2 separate regions of the Homo sapiens genome follow, and region 2 is linked to region 1. Evidence: chromatin loops called from intact Hi-C (ENCODE). Cell type or tissue: breast epithelium. All regions are shown on one strand. Each heading gives the region's core, and the rest is flanking DNA. Links, peaks and the distances in the headings are about the cores only.

Region 1 (9,750 bases), core at 1,048-9,047:
TTATGGAACATGTGTACTACATATATTGGCAAACCAGTAAGCCAAATTGAACTTTCCCTCCAGAAAAATCCTGCCTCTATTTTTCAATTCAAACAAATGTGTTAATTTGCATTGCAAAAAATATTATTAAAACATTGAGGCTGGGTGCGATGGCTCACACCTGTAATTCCAACACTTTGGGAGGCCGAGGCAGGCATATCACTTGAGGTCAGGAGTTTGAGACAAGCCTGACCAACATGGCAAAACCTTGTCTCCGTTAAAAATACAAAAATTAGCTGGGCGTGGTGTTGGGCGCCTGTAATCCCAGCTACGCAGGATGCTGAGGCAGGAGAATTGCTTGAACTCAGGAGGCGGAGGTTGCAGTGAGCCAAGATCACACCACTGCCCTCCAGCCTGGGCAACAGAGCAAGACTCCATCTCACAAACAAAAAACAACAAAACCCACAGAACACTGAGAAATATGTTACAAAATGAATCCTATAAGACAGATTATGAAAGGACGTCAAACTTAATATAGATCTAATACAAGTAATGCATCTCATCAATTATAAAAGGAATATAAATTAATATGATAATCCTTATCAGCTAATTTTTAATAAAGCAATGAATGTACAATTTATCAAATAATGACTATATCATTCCTCTAATAAAAATGCGTATCCCTCTCCAGTCAAAAGACAGAGAATGCAGAATGAAGCAAACACAATTCAATCATAAGCCATCTACAATAGACACACTAGATTCAAAGATATAAGTAAGTCCAAAGTGAAAAGATAGAAAATTGTATACCATACAAACAGTATCCAAAAGAGAAGTGGAGTGGCTATACTAGTATCAGACAAAAGGGCTTTAAGACAAGATTTGTTACTAGAGTCAAAAAAAGACATAGTGATAAAAGGGTCAATTCATCAGGAAGACAAACAATAAAAACATAAATGCACCTAACAACAGAACCTCCTAAAACATGAATTCAAATACATAAGTTGAAAGGAGAAATAGACATTTAACAATAATAATTGGAAACATCAATAACCTGCTTCCAATAATGGCTGAAGACTTGAACAACACTATAAACTAACTAGATGTAACATATCTGTAGAAAACTCTAAAAATAGCAGAGCATACATTCTTCTCAAGTATGCAGTGAAAATTCTCCGTGATAAAGCGTATGTTAAAAGGCCATAAAAAGAAACCTCAATAAATTTAAAGACTGTTAAATCACACAAAGGATGTTCTTTGACCATCACGGAATAGATTTAAAAGTCACAATAACAAATACATTTGGAAAACACAAATATGTAAAAAGTAATCTAAACACTTTTAAATAACAAATGGTTTTAAAATGTACAAGGCAAATTAGAAAATTATTTGAGATTAATGAGATCAAAAATACAACATACCAAAACTTATTAGGTGCAGCTTAAGCAGCAATCAGAGAGAAATTTGTAGCTGTAATGCTTATTATGAAAAGAAGGAAGAGCTCAAATTAATAATCTAAACTTCTATCTTTCAAAACTACCAAAGAAGAATAAACTAAAACCAAAGCAAGCAGAATAAATAACATTATAAATATTAAAGCACAAATAAACGAAATAGATAACAAATAGCGAACATCAATGAAATCAAAAGTTACTTATTTAAAAAAATCAATAAAATTAATGAACACTTAGTGAGGCTGAACAAGAAAAGAGGAATCAAAATATTAAAATCAGGAATAAAAAAGGGGACCTCAGCATCAACCTCATAGAAATAAAAAGGATTAGAAGAGAACATTACAGACAGGATGCAGTGGCTCACATCTATAATTCCAGCACTTTGGGAGGCCAAGGCAGGAGGATCACTTGAAGCCAGGAATTTGAGACCAGCCCAGCAACAAATTAATTTAAAAAAAAAATAAGTAAATAATAACTTTTTAAAAAAGAGAATGCCATTAACAATTGTATATCAACAAATTAGAAAGCCTAGATAAAATAAACAAATTCCCAAACACCAACAACTCATACTAAAATAAGAAGAAATGAAAAGTCTGAATAGACTTATAACAAACACAAATTGAATTAACAATTTTTAAACTTTCCACAAGGAAAGTCTAGGCCCAAATGGCTTTACTCGTCAATTCTACCACAAACTTAAAGAAGAATTAATATCAATACTTCACACACTCTTAACAAAAAAATTACAAGAATACTTCCCAACTCATTCTATGAGACTAGTATTAGTTACTCTAATACCAAAAACAGCACAAGAAAAAAAACACCACAAGCTGATAACCCCCATAAACATACATGCCAATATTCTCAACAAATTACTTGCAATCCAAATCCAATAACATATAAAAAGGATTATACACCATAACCAAATGAAATGTATCCCAGGAATACAAGGTTGGCTTAAAATATGAAAATCAACCAATTTAATATACTAAATACACTAAACCATAAAACTACAATCATCTTAATAGATGGAGAAAAGCAGTAAAGTGGTGATAACTTGTATATCAATTGCATGGTGAAATAATAATAATTTGCATATATTGATTTAAATAAAATACATTACTCAAGTTAATTTCACTTGTATCTTTTTAATTTTTAAAATGTGGCTAGTGCACACCTTAATTCCAGCAGTTTGGGAGGCCAAAGCAGGAAGCTAGCTTGAGTACAGGAGTTGGAGACCAGCCTGGGCAACACAGCAAGACTTCATCTCTACAAAAACTTTTTTTTAAAAATTAGTTATGCATTGCAGTGTACGTCTGTAGTCCTAGCTACTTGGGAAGCTGAGGTGGGAGGCTGCAATGAGCTATGATCACACCACTGCACTCTAGCTTGGGCAACTGAGCCACACCCTGTCTGTAAAAAATAAAATGTGGCTACTAGAAAAGTTCACATTACATATATAGCTCACATTTATGGCTTGTGTTGTATTTCTATTGGACCACAATGGTCTAGGCATATCCTAGTTTGAAGATCAGTGCTCTAACAGCATTTGGTGTTTTCAAACATATTTCTCTATGTTATTTATCAGATGAGAAATCAGAGAATGAGGATGGTTAACATGCCCAGGTAAACATAACCTTCCCCATAGGTGTCAGAACTGGTAGTGGGATTCAGTAATATCCTTAAAGTCAGAGTTTGCCCTAATTGCATAACTGGTCTCTGGTCTTTCTTAGAGGTACAAAATAGTCATTGAATATGTTTAACATTTAAGTTTCAGAAATTTTTTATGTTTTCCAGATCCAAGAGGAATTTAGCTTTTTTTTTTTCTCATTTTTTATTTGGATATCTCCTTCCACTGCTAGCAATCAAGGATTTCACTGCCATTACCAACCTCCATGTTGTCTGGTAACTGTTTTGCTTTGCTTTTGCTTTGGTTATCCATTCTCCAGGACTACCACTGTGTTCAGGCTGGCTTTCTCATCTACTCTTTACCTTGAACTGCATAGCAGATAACAGCTAAGATGTTTTTTCTGTTTGTTTAAACATCTATTTTGTGTCAAACACTGTAGAAGACTCTCTACTTAAAATATTGCTAATTATCATCACCATAGCCCCCGCTTCACAGGTAATGTTTGTCTTTACCTCCACAGATGAGAATACTGAGGTTCCCAAAGTTTAACTGCCAAAGTTACATAGTAACAGAGGAAGTCGGACTAAAAGCCACGTCTCTGACTCCATAGCCCTGGTGTGTCCATCATATCACTCTTCCCTATCTCTTAATATGGGATGAATATGCATCAACTGTGGGCCTACAAACAATGGTATTTTCATATACACGATTCATGTCCTTATGAAAATCTTAGAGTTTCTTATTCTCTGTACCAGTTTGTCTATTTTTTTCTATTGAAAATTGAGGTCTATGTTTTTTCTTATTGTTATGAATTACGTACTCCAATGTTAGTACAATGGCTTACACTATAAATGAATTTTGGATGTGAGATGACATAAAGTCCTATAGTCCTTTCTCAAGTCCCACAAAAAAAAGGAGACAGCAAAAGTGAATTGCTAGCACTGACAATGAAGCACTAAGACTAAAATCAAATATCCCTCTTCCCTCTGAATGTTTTTCCTCTCTTGTCTTTACATTTAATCAATCCTTGTACAAAGGCTGGTGATAATGCCTGCTACCATATAAGCTTCATGATATTTCTTTTTAACTGCACGTTTAGAGTTTTGAAAACAAACATTTAAAATGTTGAATCTTCTAAGATTCTAAACATATTAAGGTCAAATTTGATAGATGCAATGCTCTTCATCTACTTAAAGTCTACATATTTAATATTTAGTCAAGATGCATCACTTTTCTCTGCCTAGAATAATTTATCAATTGAAGTGGTTAGCTTACCACAATGTGGAAAAATACAATATATCCAATATATACTGCCAGACCTCATTCTTACTACAGGAGAAAAATGAGTAAGCATATGTGAGGAATATCTCTGATTTTCTGTGGGATATGTTATTTTGAAAATAAGATGCTTTTTCTCTGAGGTCTCTACTACCAATTTTCATTCATGTAGCTAGGTGTCACTGTGAAGACTTGAAGGATTATCCCTTCCACTCCTTAACTTTTAGTAGAAGCAGGGACTGTTGCTTTAAAAAAAAAAAAGTTTTATTTTTTGACATTATAATTGTATATTATTATTGCATACAGTGATGTTATATGTATACAGAGTTGAATGATTGAATCAAGCTAGTTAACATATCAATCAGCTTAAATACTTATCATTTTAAATCTAACTGCAACTTTCTACCCTTTGACCAACATTCCCTGTTCTCCCAGCCCCTGGCCTCGATAACCACCATTCTATTCCCAGCTTCCATGAATTTGATTGTGTTAGATTCCACATATAAGTGAGAACATTCAGTTTTTACCTTTCCATGCCTGGCTTATTTCACTTATATAATATCCTCCAGGTTCATCCATGTTGTTGCAGTTAGCCAGATTTCCTTCTTTTTAAAGGCTGAATAGTATTCCACTGTGTATATATGCTACATTTGCTTCATCCATTCATCTGTTGGTGAACACTTAGGTTGTTTCCGTGTCTTCGCTACTGCGACTAATGCTACAGTGAACACAAGAGTGCAGACGTCGCTTCGACATACTGGTTTCAAGTCCTCAGGATATATATACCCAAGCACCGTTTTTAAGCGTGTGTCCCTGTGACCCTGTTTTACTCAGGTACTTGCTGAGCAGTGGCCCACTCTTTGTCTTTGCTTCTAGCACTAGCCTGAGGGCCAACTAATGAAGCAAGAGACTGAGAAATGAGGAGATGGGGGCATTAATCTCAGTCTATGCAAACCATCTCAAGCAAACGACTTTACCTCTGGGCTTTGGTTTTCCAACAACAAAACAAAAATATTATTCGCTTTATCTACTCACAAAGTATATTGTGACAAGAAAAGGAAATAATAGAAGTCCCATTTCAAGCCAGGATTGAGATGAGCTTCAGTGTGTAATTTTTTCTGCCTTCTTGCTAGATTTGCCTTACCTCAATATTCTGTATAGATCACAAGGCTCCACCGATGACCAGCCCGGCAAGGTCATATTGCAGCAAGTAGGATTCCAATTTAGTAGGTCAGTTTCAGCCTACAGTCTCACTGTTTATGACTCTGCCCAGATAATTAGGGTTGGGAATTATCATAACTAATGTCAACAGTATTTATTTACAGCCTCTGTGAGGATGTACAGAATAATGGATATATTTTCTGTTCTTTTCACAGTTATACCCATAGTGCCTTGCACAGTGTCTGGTACAGAGCAGGCACTCAACAGAGAGTTTCTGAATACATAAATCAATCAATAAGAACTAGGAAAATTAAAGAACATATAAGGCATAGCAACTGCCTACAAAGACTTGTAATTCAATCGAGTTCACATGGCCTTAAAGATACAAGATAAGTAGCAATAGAGAAGTCAGTCAGTCTACGTAAGGGCCCAGTGAGCATCGTGGCAGAAATTACTGGAGAGGCTGACAGGTTCTCTCCTAGGTGGGGGTATTGGAGTGGGATGATAAATCCCCTGGATGCCACAAAGGGTAACACAGACCTTCTATTATGTTTCGGGGCTACACTTTGTCATCAGGGGAAGATTCTTGATATTTTTCTTTGTCAATGAGTTCATCTTTGTATGGCATAATAACCAGAATAGAGATCGTAATAACCAGAGTGAAACTTTTAGTTTGGTATTGTCAAGGAAAAAATATTGGGAAGGAAAATAACTTTTTTGTCATTGTTATTATGATTATTCATTTTATTTTTTCTCCAGTAAACATAAGGTAACAATGCTACAGTTATCCACAAAATGGCTCATGTCTTTGTAAAGCATGCTTTGGAAACATCTACCTCTTTCCTTCCTTCCATCTCCCTCCTTCCTTTCCTTACCTTGTTTTCTCCTTTTCTTCATCTTTTCTTCTTACAGCATTCATTGGGCAATTACTAATCAACAAATACTTATTGGGCACTTGTGTTCCAGGAATGTGAAAGGCAAGGGAATGCGGAGATACATGAAGGAATTACATTTGAGTAACGTTTCTGCAGTATAATTGACAGAGCATGGTTGACAATTGTTTTTGGAGGGTGAGAGAGATGAAGGAAGAGGATGACTCATGTTTCAGCTTGAGAAACTGGTTGTGTGATGATGACGTCAGCCAAGACAAGAAGCAAAATAGGAGAAGCAGATTTTGGGGAAGATGTTGAATGCAGGTATAGACACATTGAATTGATGTGGCTGAAGGACACCCAGGTCAAACTGTTAAACAGGCAGTTGGAAATATGATTTTGACCATGAGGCTAAAGAGATGGATTTGGAAGACATTAGCATTTAGATGATGTTTGAAAACATGATAATAAATTCATCTAGAAAAAGTAGGTAGAAATATAGAAAAGGACCAGAAACATAAGCCTAAGGAACTCTCACACGTAAAGAATATGTAAGGAGAAAGTGAAGGAGGAAATTATGAAGGAAGGTTTAGAAAAGTAGGAGAACTAGAAGTAATTGAGGATGGTACTACTCTTGAGTGCCACATCAATAAAGCACCTTGAAGTTGGTCAAGGTCAGAATGAATCTTAATTTCTACTTTCTCCTTTTCCAACTCCAAACCAGAGCTAATTAGCTCCCATCTAAAGACTCAAAGCTTTCCCATTCTGTGGGGTTAATTACATTTATGGGCATGGGCTCTGCCACAGAAAGAAACCAGCAGCATGGAAGTAAGGCATCCAGTTGACCTTAACTGCAGTGCCTCCTGAACTGGTTCCATTTCTATGAGATGGGGTCTTGACTCCTCTCTTTGTTCAAGCTCCTGTAATGAACCCCTGTGTTCCTGGAGTCCCAACTCTAGTCTCCTGAGACAGAAGTTTTCCCCCTTGTACTCCAGGGTTATCTATTCCCCAGCGTTATAGTCTTGGGATGACTTACCTGTCTTCATGTACTTATCCTATATCTGACAATGCCTGGAATTATTTTTGGCTAGTTTAAGAATCCTAGGAGCATCTGCATGGTGTTTGGACAGCTCCTGAAAACAAATTAACCATTTATAAACAGACCCTTGTATTACTATTGTATTCTTTTAGCTATCATTTCCTAAAATTGCTATTTATTAATTCAACAACCCCTTTAATAAGTGCATGCAATTCCCAACTCTTGAAAGCCTACTATGTGCAAGGCATCGTTGTAAGTGCTGAGGATACAACAGTGAGCAAAACAGGCATGGACCTTTCCTCATGGGCTTGTGATCTCAGAGAGAGGACAGATAAACAGTTCAAGTACATAGTGGGTCAGATGGAAACACAAACACCTTATGAGGAATAAGAAGGCTGGGAAAGAGTGGCGGCGGGGGGTTGTCATTTTATTACAATGGTGGTCAGGGAAGACATCACTGAAAAATGACTTTTAGCAGAGACGTGAGAGAGACATGAAAAAAAATGATAAAAACATGATTAAGTGAGCCCTGTTGCTACTTAGGAGACAAGTATTCCAGGTGTGGGAATTGCGAGGGCAAAGGCCCTAAGGCTGAATTGGCCTGGGCTGTTACAGAAATAAGCATTCCACTGTAGGGAAGCTTTCAGAGGGGTTAGTGGTGGCAGGAGCGATTCTGAAGAACCTTTTGGTTATTAAAATGTTTTGACTTCTATTCTGAGAAAATGTAAGTATTTAGTCAGAGGAGTTGACATGACCTGTCTTCCACTTCAGAAGTATCATCCTGGCTGCTATGTTGGGAACAGACTGGAGAGGGGCAAGATCAGAAGCTGGAATACGAGTTAGTAGGTGAGAGCAACGATGTAGCCTGGTCCAGGCTGCTTGTGGTGAGAATGGGGTGAAGTGCTTGGATTCTGGATATATAGGCACTCCTCGCTTTATTGTGCTCTGCTATATTGTGCTTCTCAGATAATGGGTTTTTCACAAATTGAAGGTTGGTGGCAACCCTGCATCAAGCAAGTCTATCAGCACAATTTTCCCAACAGCATGGCTCAATTTGTATCTCTGTGTTACATTTTGGTAATTCTTGCGTTACTTAAAGCTTTGTCATTATTATTATATCTATTTTGGGGATCTGTGATCATAATATTTAATGTTACTAGTGTAACTGTTTTGGGACATCACAAACCACAACCATATAAGACAATAATTTAATCAATAAAGGCTTTGGGCTTCCCTATTCCCTGAGACAAAACAATATTGAAATTAGGCCAATTAATAACACTCTAACGACCTCTAAGTATTCAAGTGAAAGGAAGAGGTACATGTCTCTCACTTTAAATGAAAAGCTAGAAATAATTAGGCTTAGTGAGGAAGGTATGTGGAAAGCTGAAATAGGTTGAAAGCTAGGCCTCTTGCACCAAGTAGTTAGTCAAGTTCTGAATGCAAAGGAAAAGTTCTTGAAGGAAATTAAAAGTACTATTCCAGTGAACACGAGTGATAAGAAAGTGAAACAGCTTTATTGCTGATATAGAAAAAGTGTGAATGGTCTGGATAGAGAAAATTAAACCAGCCACAACATTCCCTTAAGCTGAAGCCTACTCCAGAGCAAGGCCCTAACTCTCTTCAATTCTGTGAAGGCTGAGAGAGGTGAGGAAGCTGCAGAAGAAAAAAGTTCAAAGCTCGCAGAGGTCGGTTCGTGTTTAAGGAAAGAAGCTGTCTTCGTAACATAAAAGTGCAAGGTAAAGCAGAAAGTGCTTATGGAGAAGCTGCAGCAAGTTATCTAGAAATCTAGCTAAGATAACTGATGAAGGTGGCTACACTAAATAAGTTTTCACGTAGAAAAAACAGCCTTCTATTGGAAGAAGGTATCATCTAGGACTTTCATAGCTGGAAAAGTCAATGCCTAGCTTCAAGCTTCAAAAGACAGACTCTTTTCTTAAGGGCTAATGTAGCTGGTGACCTTAACTTGAAGCCAATGCTCATTAATCATTCTGAAAATCCTAGGGCCCTTAAGAATCATGCTAAGTCTACTCTGCCTGTGCTTGGTAAATGGAACCACAAAACTTGGAAAGAGCATAGTTTACTGAACATTTTAAGTCCACTGTTGAGATCTACTGCTTAGAAAAGAAGATTGCTTTCAAAATATTACTGCTCATTGACTATATACCTGGTCACCCAAGAGTTCTGATGGAGATGTACAAGAAGATAATTGTTGTTCTCATACCTGCTAACCCAACTTCAATTCTGCAGCCCATGGATTCAGGAGTAATTATGAGTTTCAAGTATTATTATTATTATTTTTGAGACAAAATCTGGCTCTGGCTATAAGACTGGAGT
Region 2 (9,750 bases), core at 809-8,808, 75 kb before region 1:
CTACTGAATCTTTTTAATATTGCTGCTCTTTCTCACCTGCTATGGTTGCTCCTTCTGCTTGGAAAAATGTCCCCACTTTATTCTCTTCAAAAAAAAAAAACATAAAAAATCTTCTTGTAAATTTGTTTAAGTGCCTTGTACATGCCCAAAGGAGTATAAATCATTCTATTATAAAGATACATGCATGTGTATGTTCATTGCAGCACTATTCACAGTAGCAAAGACATGGAATCAACCTAAATGCCCATCAATGATAGACTGGATAAAGAAACTCTGGTACATATACACCATGGAATACTATGCAGCCATAAAAAGGAATGAGATCATGTCCTTTGCAGGGAAATGGATAGAGCAGGAGGCCATTGTCCTCAGCAAACTAACACATGAACAGAAAACCAAATACCTCATTTTCTCACTTACAAGTGGGAACTGAATGATGAGAACACATGGACACATCGGGGGAAACAACACACACTGGGGCCTGTCAGAGGGTAATGGGGAGGAGGGGGAGCATCAGGAAGGATAGCTAATGGATGCTGGACTTAATACCTGGATGATGGGATGGTCTATGCAGCAAACCACTATGGTACACATTTATCTATGTAACAAACCTGCACATCCTGCACACATACCCCTGAACTTAAAATTTTTTTAAATTAAAAAAAAAAATCTTTATCAGCTCAATATCATCACTTCCCTTAGGATATCTTCCCTGATACTCAAGCCTCCCCTCAAAAGCAGGGTTATATGCCCATCTTGTGCTCCTATAGCTGCACCCTATGTCTGCCCCAAGTCTCCATTGCACTTTTCAGAGTAACTGGTCACTTATATATCTCATTAGGGGTAGAGACATTATGAGGTGCAGTTGTCTATTAAAGTTGAAAGCAAACTCTAAGGATGCCTAGGTGAATCTCCTGCAACCATTTCTTACTAACTGTGGGATCTTAGGTAAGTTGATTGGGCCTTCTATGCTTCATTCTCATATTTGCAAAATGGGTATTTCTTAGTTTCTTATGGCTCCTGTAGCAAATTACCATTAACTTGGTGGACAGAAACATCAGAAATTCATGCTTGCACAATTCTGGAGGCCCAAAGTCTGATATCAAGGTGTTGGCAGGGCCATGCTCCCGTGAAGGCTGTAGAAGATGATCTGTGTCTTGTCTCTTCCAGCATCTGGGGGCTCTGGGTGTTCCATGGCCTGTGGCTGTATCACCCCAATATCTGCCTCCATGGTCCCATTGCCTCCTCTTCTGTGTGCTTCTTCCCTGTGTGTCTCCTACAAGGGCACTTGCCACTATATTTAGGGCCATCTTGGATAATCCAGGATGACCTCCTCATCTCAAGATACTTAATTACATCCGCAAAGACCCCCTTCCCAAATAAGGCCACAATCACAGGTCCGGGGATTTGCATATGGACGTATCATTTTTGGATGATCCCTATTCAACCCACTACAAGGCATTATAACAGTTTGCTTAGTTTTCATATTTGTTGGGAATATTGAAGGAGATGATGCACATAAAGCTCTCAGAACAGTACCTGGCAAAGAATAAAATGTTCAATGTTCAATAAATGATGGCCATTATTATCATTCTGTTTCCTAGTGACTATCACAGAGGCTGGCATATACATACATATATATATATATATATATATAGAGAGAGAGAGAGAGAGAGAGAGTGTGAGCTATATATATAGCTATATATATATACTATATATTGAGAGCTATATATATAGCTATATATATACTATATATTGAGAGCTATATATACGCTATATAGCTATATATATAGCATACATATAGTATATATACATATATATGTATATATACTATATGTATATATGTATATATACATATATATGTATATATACTATATGTATATATGTATATATACATATAGTATATATACATATATAGCATATATAGTATATATACACGCTATATATAGCGTATATAGTATATATATACGCTATATATATAGCATATATAGTATATATACATGCTATATATATAGCATATATAGTATATATAATATATAGCATATATATTATATATATGCTATATATACCTATATATGATATATAAGCTGTATATATAGATATTATATATATGCTGTGTATATATTATATATATGCTGTATATATTATATATATACACTATACATATACACTATATATATATATACACTATGTGTATATATGTAGCTCTCAATTCTTATTTTCCTGTTTTCCTAAGTTAGAGATGTTAACTAGCACACTCTAGATATATTGCTAACATCAAGGGCTTAAATAGATCATGCTAGTTAATCTTCACTTTGACAAGGATATTCAGTTAACCAGAATTCTCCTCCCCCATGACATGTGAATCTTGGCAGTGCTTCCAGTTGCAGCTCTTTCTCAAGGGAAGGATCTCCATGTTGAGGGCATGGAGAATTTTGCTCTTTGCCAGTCCTCAAATAATGAATGACTTCATTTAAAATAAAGTTGAAGAGGTCAAGTGTATGTAATTATAGACGTGGGAAGGCTATGAAAGCAACCATCAAATAACCACCCTGCAAGATTACAGGCATGAGGAGGGACCGAGGCTGGAAAAGAAATGACTTGCCCAGGTCATTCCTTGAGTTGGCAACAAGGCAGGATCTCTATTCATCCAGATTCAGCCCAGTCTTATTCTCACCAATGCTCTGCCTCAACTTGCTGACACCATTCAGTGCAAGAACTAATACCCACAATAGTATCATCTATTTGAAAAACTGGAGGATCAGAACCAATTTATGTGACTCAACAAAATCTTACTCTCATAAGCTCTCAAGACTCTATTCCAATAGACCCATGTAATAATAATACATAATAGCCTTATAATTTGTATTTTGTATTTCACTTTTATTTGCAAACAGTACCTCAGAAAAGCAGTATAAGATATTTCAGGCTTATTTGACACACCTAAAAGTCCTCTACTTTTCTCTTCTTTTTTATTTTTTTGTTTGTTTTTACTTTTGTTTTTGGAGACAGGGTCTCAGGGTCTCACTCTACTGCCCAGGCTGGAGTGCAGTGGCATGATCATGGTTCACTGCAGCCTCGACTTCCTGGGTTCAGGTGATCCTCCTACCTCAGCCTCCCAAGTAGCCACAGGTGTGTACCACCATGCCTGGTTAATTTTTGTATTAGTTTGGTGCAAAAGTAAGTGAGTTTTTGCCATTAAAAGTATTAATAATTGCAAAAAGCACACTTTTGTACCAACCTAATACAATATAATTTATAATATAGATATTTTTAATAATATTTTTTGTAGAGATGGTGTTTCACCATGTTGCCTAGGGTGGTCTTGAACTCCTGAACTCAAGCTATCTGCCCACCGTGACCTCCCAAAATGCTAGGATTACAGGCATGGGCCACTATGCCTGGTCCAACTTTTCTTCCTAATAGGATCACTCTTTCCTCTTCACAAACTCCATACCTATTCCATGCCTCCTCACTGCACACTTCTGTTCAAACCTTTTTCTTTGTATCTTGAACACCTTCTCCTCTATTTCTACCTCTCCAAACCCTATCATTCTTGAAGTCTCTGTTAAAATGTTATCCGCTCCATAAAGTCTTCCTTGTTTGCCACCAAGTGACATTTCCTGTCTCTGAACCCTCATTTTACATCTTTTACACCTTTATTGTGGCATTAATCATTTTCTAATTTATATTTACTTACCCTCCTTTTCTATCTCTCCCCTTATTTTATTGAAGTCACAGAGACGTCTGTAAAATGAGAGTCAAACAAATAAACTGGAAAGTTCCTCTGTCCACAGGACTTTCAGAGAGAAGTTAAATGTGTAATCCTGATACCTTGACCACAGCTAAATGGACCAGGATACGACCCCAGTTCAAGACCAGCCAATCCCTAGACTGACCAGCAGCTATGAGGCAGCAGACAGGGGTGACAGTGATATGCTGGAGCTGGCTTATGCTAGCTTATGGGCCCCAACTGTTCCATTTTCAGGATTTGAGGAGCCAGGTGACGTTATGTTGACAGCTTGAAACCATCTCTCGTAGGAGTATTTGTGCCAAGGAAATTGGCAACACACAGGTGTCAGGGTTTCCCCTACCCCCACCCAACCTCCCACAGAGAACCAGTTATTAAACATTACCAGCACAACACTGATGATAGCAAACTGAACCTTCTCCCCAGGCAGTAGAAGTGTGAGACCTACAGAATGAGCCAGCGGTCCTTAACACAAACAAAGGCAGAACTAACTCAGAGAGGAGGCTGGGTGCAAAAGACAGGACACAGACAACGGCATGAGGCAGCAAAAGCCACAAGGCTGAGAGATAGGAATAGAAATAAGCTGGTCAGTAATGGCAGGTTCAGAATAAGCAGAGGCAGGGAGTGGTGGAATTGTGACGATGACAAATTCCTGGAGTAGAAACAAACAAGTGCCTCTGCCTCGGGATGATGACTAATCCTGCCTCCTGGATGCTTTGCTGGATCCCACATGACCTTTCTAATTCCTACTCATCTGTGGGGCTGGCTTTGCAGGGATTCCTTTTTTCCTCACTTTCCTGCCTCCCAGATAAACTCTCATCACAGAGGACGTGCAGCCCAGAGAACACAATAGAGTGACCATTGCACTTTACAGCTCATAAACTGCTTTCACATCTATCCTCACATTGAATCCTCATGATAACTTTGGCAGGCACACAGGACACCAGCTCTTGTGAGCCTCAGCCAACACATGAGATAAGGAAGCTGAGGCTCAGAGAAGCTGCAAGACTTGCCCAAATATATGAGGCTAGAACAAAAAAGAAATGACATATGATCCCAGGTCCTCTGGCCTCAGGATCAGGGGCTCAATCCACTTTGGGCATAGGTGAGCTGGGAAGTCCACATAAGATGGGAAATGCTTTAACACTTTGTCCTCTCAGATCACAGCCCATGAATGACAGCACGGTTAGTCAACCATCAGAAGGAGCGAAGAGGCCAAGAGATAGAAAAAGTGAGAGAAAAAAGAAAATGAAAGAGATGAGGAGAAAATGTGATTTGGAAGTTTGGGTATCACATATAAATAATATAATATATAGGTATGCACACACACATAAATATACATGTACAGTATACATGTAATATCACATTATGTATGTTATGTGGCATCAGACATACCTGGGTTAAAAATCTCAGCTTCCCTACTCATTGGACACGAGAACTTGAACAAGCCACTTACCCTTCCTGAGACTCTATTCATAAAATGGACATTAGTTTCTCCGTCCACTTTGTAAGATTCTGATAAAGCCTGATGAGAAAATGTATGTAAACTATCTGACACAAAGCTGTCCATAAAGTAATAATTTAATATATTTGATATTTAATTACTATTATTTTTAAGAAATAATTAAAACAATAAAAAGCTATAATCACTTAGTTATTAATTAGGATCATTAATCTGCCTTTATCCTAAAAAAAAAAAGTCAGCTAATGAAAGAACTCCTCTATATAAATCAAGGATATTTTATACATGTACACAGTCTGCTCTACCAAAAATTAAAAATATCATTGAAAACATACAGGATTCAAAATTAAATGTCTTTAAATAAAGCATAAAGCAAAAACAGCTGCTGCTGGAACTTGGTCCCTAGGCAGGTTTGATTTTTGAAAATGACAAAGAGGCCAAATTGTGCTTCGATTCCTGCCTGAACGGAGTGAGAGATGGGGTGTGACTGCCTCCCTGACAGCCTGCTTGGGGGAAGAATGCAGATGCTTAAACAAAGGATATTGTATGCTGGACACACAGCTTTCTGGGACTCTCAGCCATCAGGGAATTCTGCAGCCACATCACAAACAGCCTTGCTGAATTTTTCCTTCCATTTTCTAAACTAGCAATCACCACAAAGAAGACACCCTAACGGGTGCCATGAATGCAAATTTATTAGGCTGATCTGGGATAACACTCCTTGCCACCGGCAGAAAAATCACCTATATTCCTGGAGACCTTAGTATGTGGCCTTATCACTTCCTAGTAGAGCCTCTGCTACAAGACTAATTCCACCTGGAGGATAAGTGTCTTATGCTGCAACCTAGAAATTAGACCCAGAATATGTACTGGGGGAGGAGCTGTTTGAATATGACTCAAATATAATTTTTAAATATAATTTTAAAGTTAAGTAAACAAAAGTAAACACAAAAAATAAAGCCAAGAATTAAACCAACCAAACGGCACTCACCTTAACCAATGACCACCTTTTGCATATGTGCTTCCCAGCTTCTTTTCCTTCTCGTGTATGTGTTCACAGAATTGAAGTTAGAGTATCTTCATGATTTTGCAATGCAAATTTTTAGGAACTAGCTCATTGTGTAAGGGGAGTGGAACAAGAAATGGTAATTTGAAGGTATCCATCTTACCCTACGCAGGTAGGATGCCAGGGTGCCAGAAAGTGTCATCACTAGAGAAGCCTCACTTCTCTGAGAAAGCAATGTCAAGTTAAGGTGCTTCTCTTTGTACTCCAGGATGAGAAACAGCCCCATAGTGTTTTTTATTTATTTATTTATTTTTATGTTTTTGAGATGGAGTCTTGCTCTGTGGCGCAGGCTGGAGTGCAGTGGCATGATCTCGGCTCACTGCAACCTCTGCCTCCTGGTTCAAGCAATTCTCCTGCCTTGGTCTCCCAAGTAGCTGGGATTACAGGTGCGTGCCACCATGCTCGGGTGATTTTTGTATTTTTAGTAAGCTGGAGTTTCACCATGTTGGCCAGGCTGGTCTCAAACTCCTGACCTCGAGTGATCCGCCCACCTCGGCCTCCCAAAGTGCTGGACCCCATAGTGTTTTATCTCTCCTGCCCAGTGTTCCTGCTACACAAACTGAGTCCAGGTTTTTGACCACATCTCAATGTCTTCTCACTGTGCTGCCACAGCTGGTGTTCACTGTGCCTAAAACTCTTTTCCCCACCGTCCATTTATCTCTCTGACTCCTTTTTACCACTCAGATCTCTTATTTCCCACCCGTTCGCTCGCAGACCTTTGCTGAACCTGACCTGACCTGCCACCTCAGGCTCCAGGAGGCCGTACAGAAAACTATAGCTGCCGCTTCCTGGCACTTATGACAGTATTTTAATTTTGGTTTTCATGTCAATCTCTTTTCCAACGGGGAGACATGAAATTACATCCAGAAGGGAAGGGAAAGACCAGGAAGCCTGGCTCGCGCCACCACCACGGATGCAGGTATGCCATGGTGGTATTTGAGCAGCAAGAGCCTGGGCCTGAGAGCGAAGTGGGAGCAGTGAGGCCAGTGGGATAGCAGATGTGTCTGTCCAGATGCTCTTTCTCTAGAGCTCTGTCTGGGCCTCCAGGCTGGGGCTGGTCCTCAAAAAAGATCACACCAGAAGAAAAGGAATCTTCAAGAAATACAGTCATGATCAAACAGCCTGAGGATCAGGGAAAGGGATGGGTCAACATCAGTTCCTACTAGCAAGCCAATTCCAGAGAGGAGTGGGAAAGGGAGATGACTGCAAACCCCAGCGGGGGTTCCCTGAAGAACTCCTAGACCCTCAACTGTCAAGATGGAACAGGAAGACATGTAGCCAAGGATGGCAACAGTGGTAAGCCACAGTGCTGTTAAGCATGCTCCTGCGTCCAAAGAGATGCAAGAAGGAACACAAGCAGATGGTCAGCAGTGCCGAGGCTGTCTGGGGAAAAGGAGATTAGAATTTCCCTCTGTGGGCCTCAAGGGTAGGACCTCTCTAGACCACAGAGCTCCAAAATAGCTTATCTGTGCATTCATGTGCCCTCCCCCAGAAGCAACCAGAACAAGAGCTGGTAGAAGGAAGGTGCTGGATAAATCTATGTTGGATGGATGGATGGATGGATAACTGCCACTGTAGGATTACCTGGAGATAACTGTGTCTCAAGAAGTAATAGAGAAACAAGGCCAGGTGCGGGGGCTCACGCCTGTAATCCCAGCACTTTGGGAGGCCGAGGTGAGGTGGATGGATAACCTGAGGTCAGGAGTGAGACCAACCTGGCTAAAATGGCAAAACCCTGTCTCTACTAAAAATACAAAAAAATTAGCCGGGCATGGTGGCAGGCACCTGTAATCCCAGCTACTAGGGAGGCTGAGGCAGGAACCCAGGAGGCGGAGGTTACAGATAGTTGACATCATGCCAGAGCACTCCACCCTAGGTGACAGAGTGAGACTCCATCTCAGAAACAAAAACAAAAAGAAGTAATAGAGAAACAGTATCACTTGGGCAGTCCATCACCTCTGCCAGGTGTTTGGAAGGACAGATCCAGAAGACAAACAGAGATGCAGGCTATGGAGCTCCCTGGAGCCATGGCCCCACAGGGAGGCAGCTGAGCAAGTCTACAGAGGGAAGCCTCACTGGCTAAGATTCTACTCTTCAGTCACATCCTGCTCCTGAACCAGGTACCAGACTGTAGGCCTGACTCAAGGCAGGGTTCCATCATCCATATGTGCAAATGAGGAATGCTTGAAATTTTAGAATTCTGAAGGACTTCAGGAGTCCTGAGGAAGTTTTCGCAGTTCCCAAACTATAATACTTCAGTAGTTCAGAAATCCATATAGATATTTCATATTATTATATTGTATTATAGCAATGTTATATATTATTATAATTACATTATATATAATTATTATAGATTCTATAATTATTATATATAACTGCAGATTCAACCAGCTGCAGATGGAAAATATTCAGAGAAAAAAATAGTAAATAACAATACAACGATAAAAATAAAACTTTAAAAAACAATACAACTATTTACATAGTAATTACATTGTACTAGATATTATAACTAATTCAGAGATAATTTGAAGTATACCACAGGATGTTTGTAGGTTACATACAAATACTATGCCATCTTACATCAGAGACATGAGCAGTCACAGATTTTGGTATTTGCAGGGGGTCCTCAAACAAATCTCCCACAGATGCCAAAGGAAAACGGTGTGTGTGTCTGTATGTATATACATATTTTATATATATAATATATTATATTTTTGATGATATAATATATTGATGATGTTTCAATCAACAGCTGCATATATGATGATCTTAGAAGATTATAATGGAGCTGCCCTACACAGGTGTACAGTATTTAAATGTTTCACATTGTGTTTATGCTGTTTCTTTCTATGTTTAGATACATAAACACTTAACGTTGTGTTACAATTGCTTACAATATTCAGTACAGTAAAATGCTGTACAGTTTGTAACCCAGGAGCAACAGGCTATACCATGTAGCCTCTGTGTGTAGTGAATTATAGCATCTAGGTTTTTGTACGTATACTCTAATGTTTACACAATGACAAAATCATCTAATGATACATTTCTCAGAGCATGTCACTGTCATTAAGTGACAAATAACTATAATGTGTAAATGTGTGGGGTATGTGGATACATACATATGCATGCATATGTGTGTATATATATAAAATATATAATATTGTGTATATATATAATGTATATAATATATATAATATATTATATAAATAATATATAATATATAATATAAATAATATATATTCTATATAATATATTATATATTATATATAATATAAATAATATATATTCTATATAATATATTATATATTATATATAATATAAATAATATATATTCTATATAATATATAATATATTATATATGATATAAATAATATATATTCTATATAATATATTATATATTATATATAATATATAAAATATATCTTATATAAAATATATAATATAAATATAATGTATAATATATAATATATA

Evidence for each region. Hi-C counts contacts between places; a loop is a spot of excess contacts. Peaks named below come from ENCODE experiments on the same cell type or tissue, not always from the same donor. Only the 100,000 strongest peaks of a DNase experiment are listed, where the experiment ranks them.
Region 2: it touches region 1 in a loop (22-fold over the local background); 26 of 110 quality-filtered maps call a loop at or near these places.

Annotation. Positions count from the first base shown.
Region 1 is chr4:14,987,844-14,997,593 of GRCh38, forward strand. CPEB2-DT (CPEB2 divergent transcript) reads right to left here. Exons shown (of 8, transcript NR_038857.1): 4 at 7,411-7,507; 5 at 4,869-5,059; 6 at 2,611-2,711. Among named protein-coding and RNA genes, the nearest start is that of CPEB2-DT, 9.3 kb to the right of the region's middle. In breast epithelium, for the core only: no CTCF peak of the experiment used is centred there; no DNase peak of the experiment used is centred there.
Region 2 is chr4:14,912,774-14,922,523 of GRCh38, forward strand. All of the region lies in intron 7 of CPEB2-DT (CPEB2 divergent transcript), which reads right to left. Among named protein-coding and RNA genes, the nearest start is that of LINC00504, 29 kb to the left of the region's middle. In breast epithelium, for the core only: no CTCF peak of the experiment used is centred there; a DNase peak (open chromatin) is centred at 4,421; H3K27ac peaks cover 1,179 bases.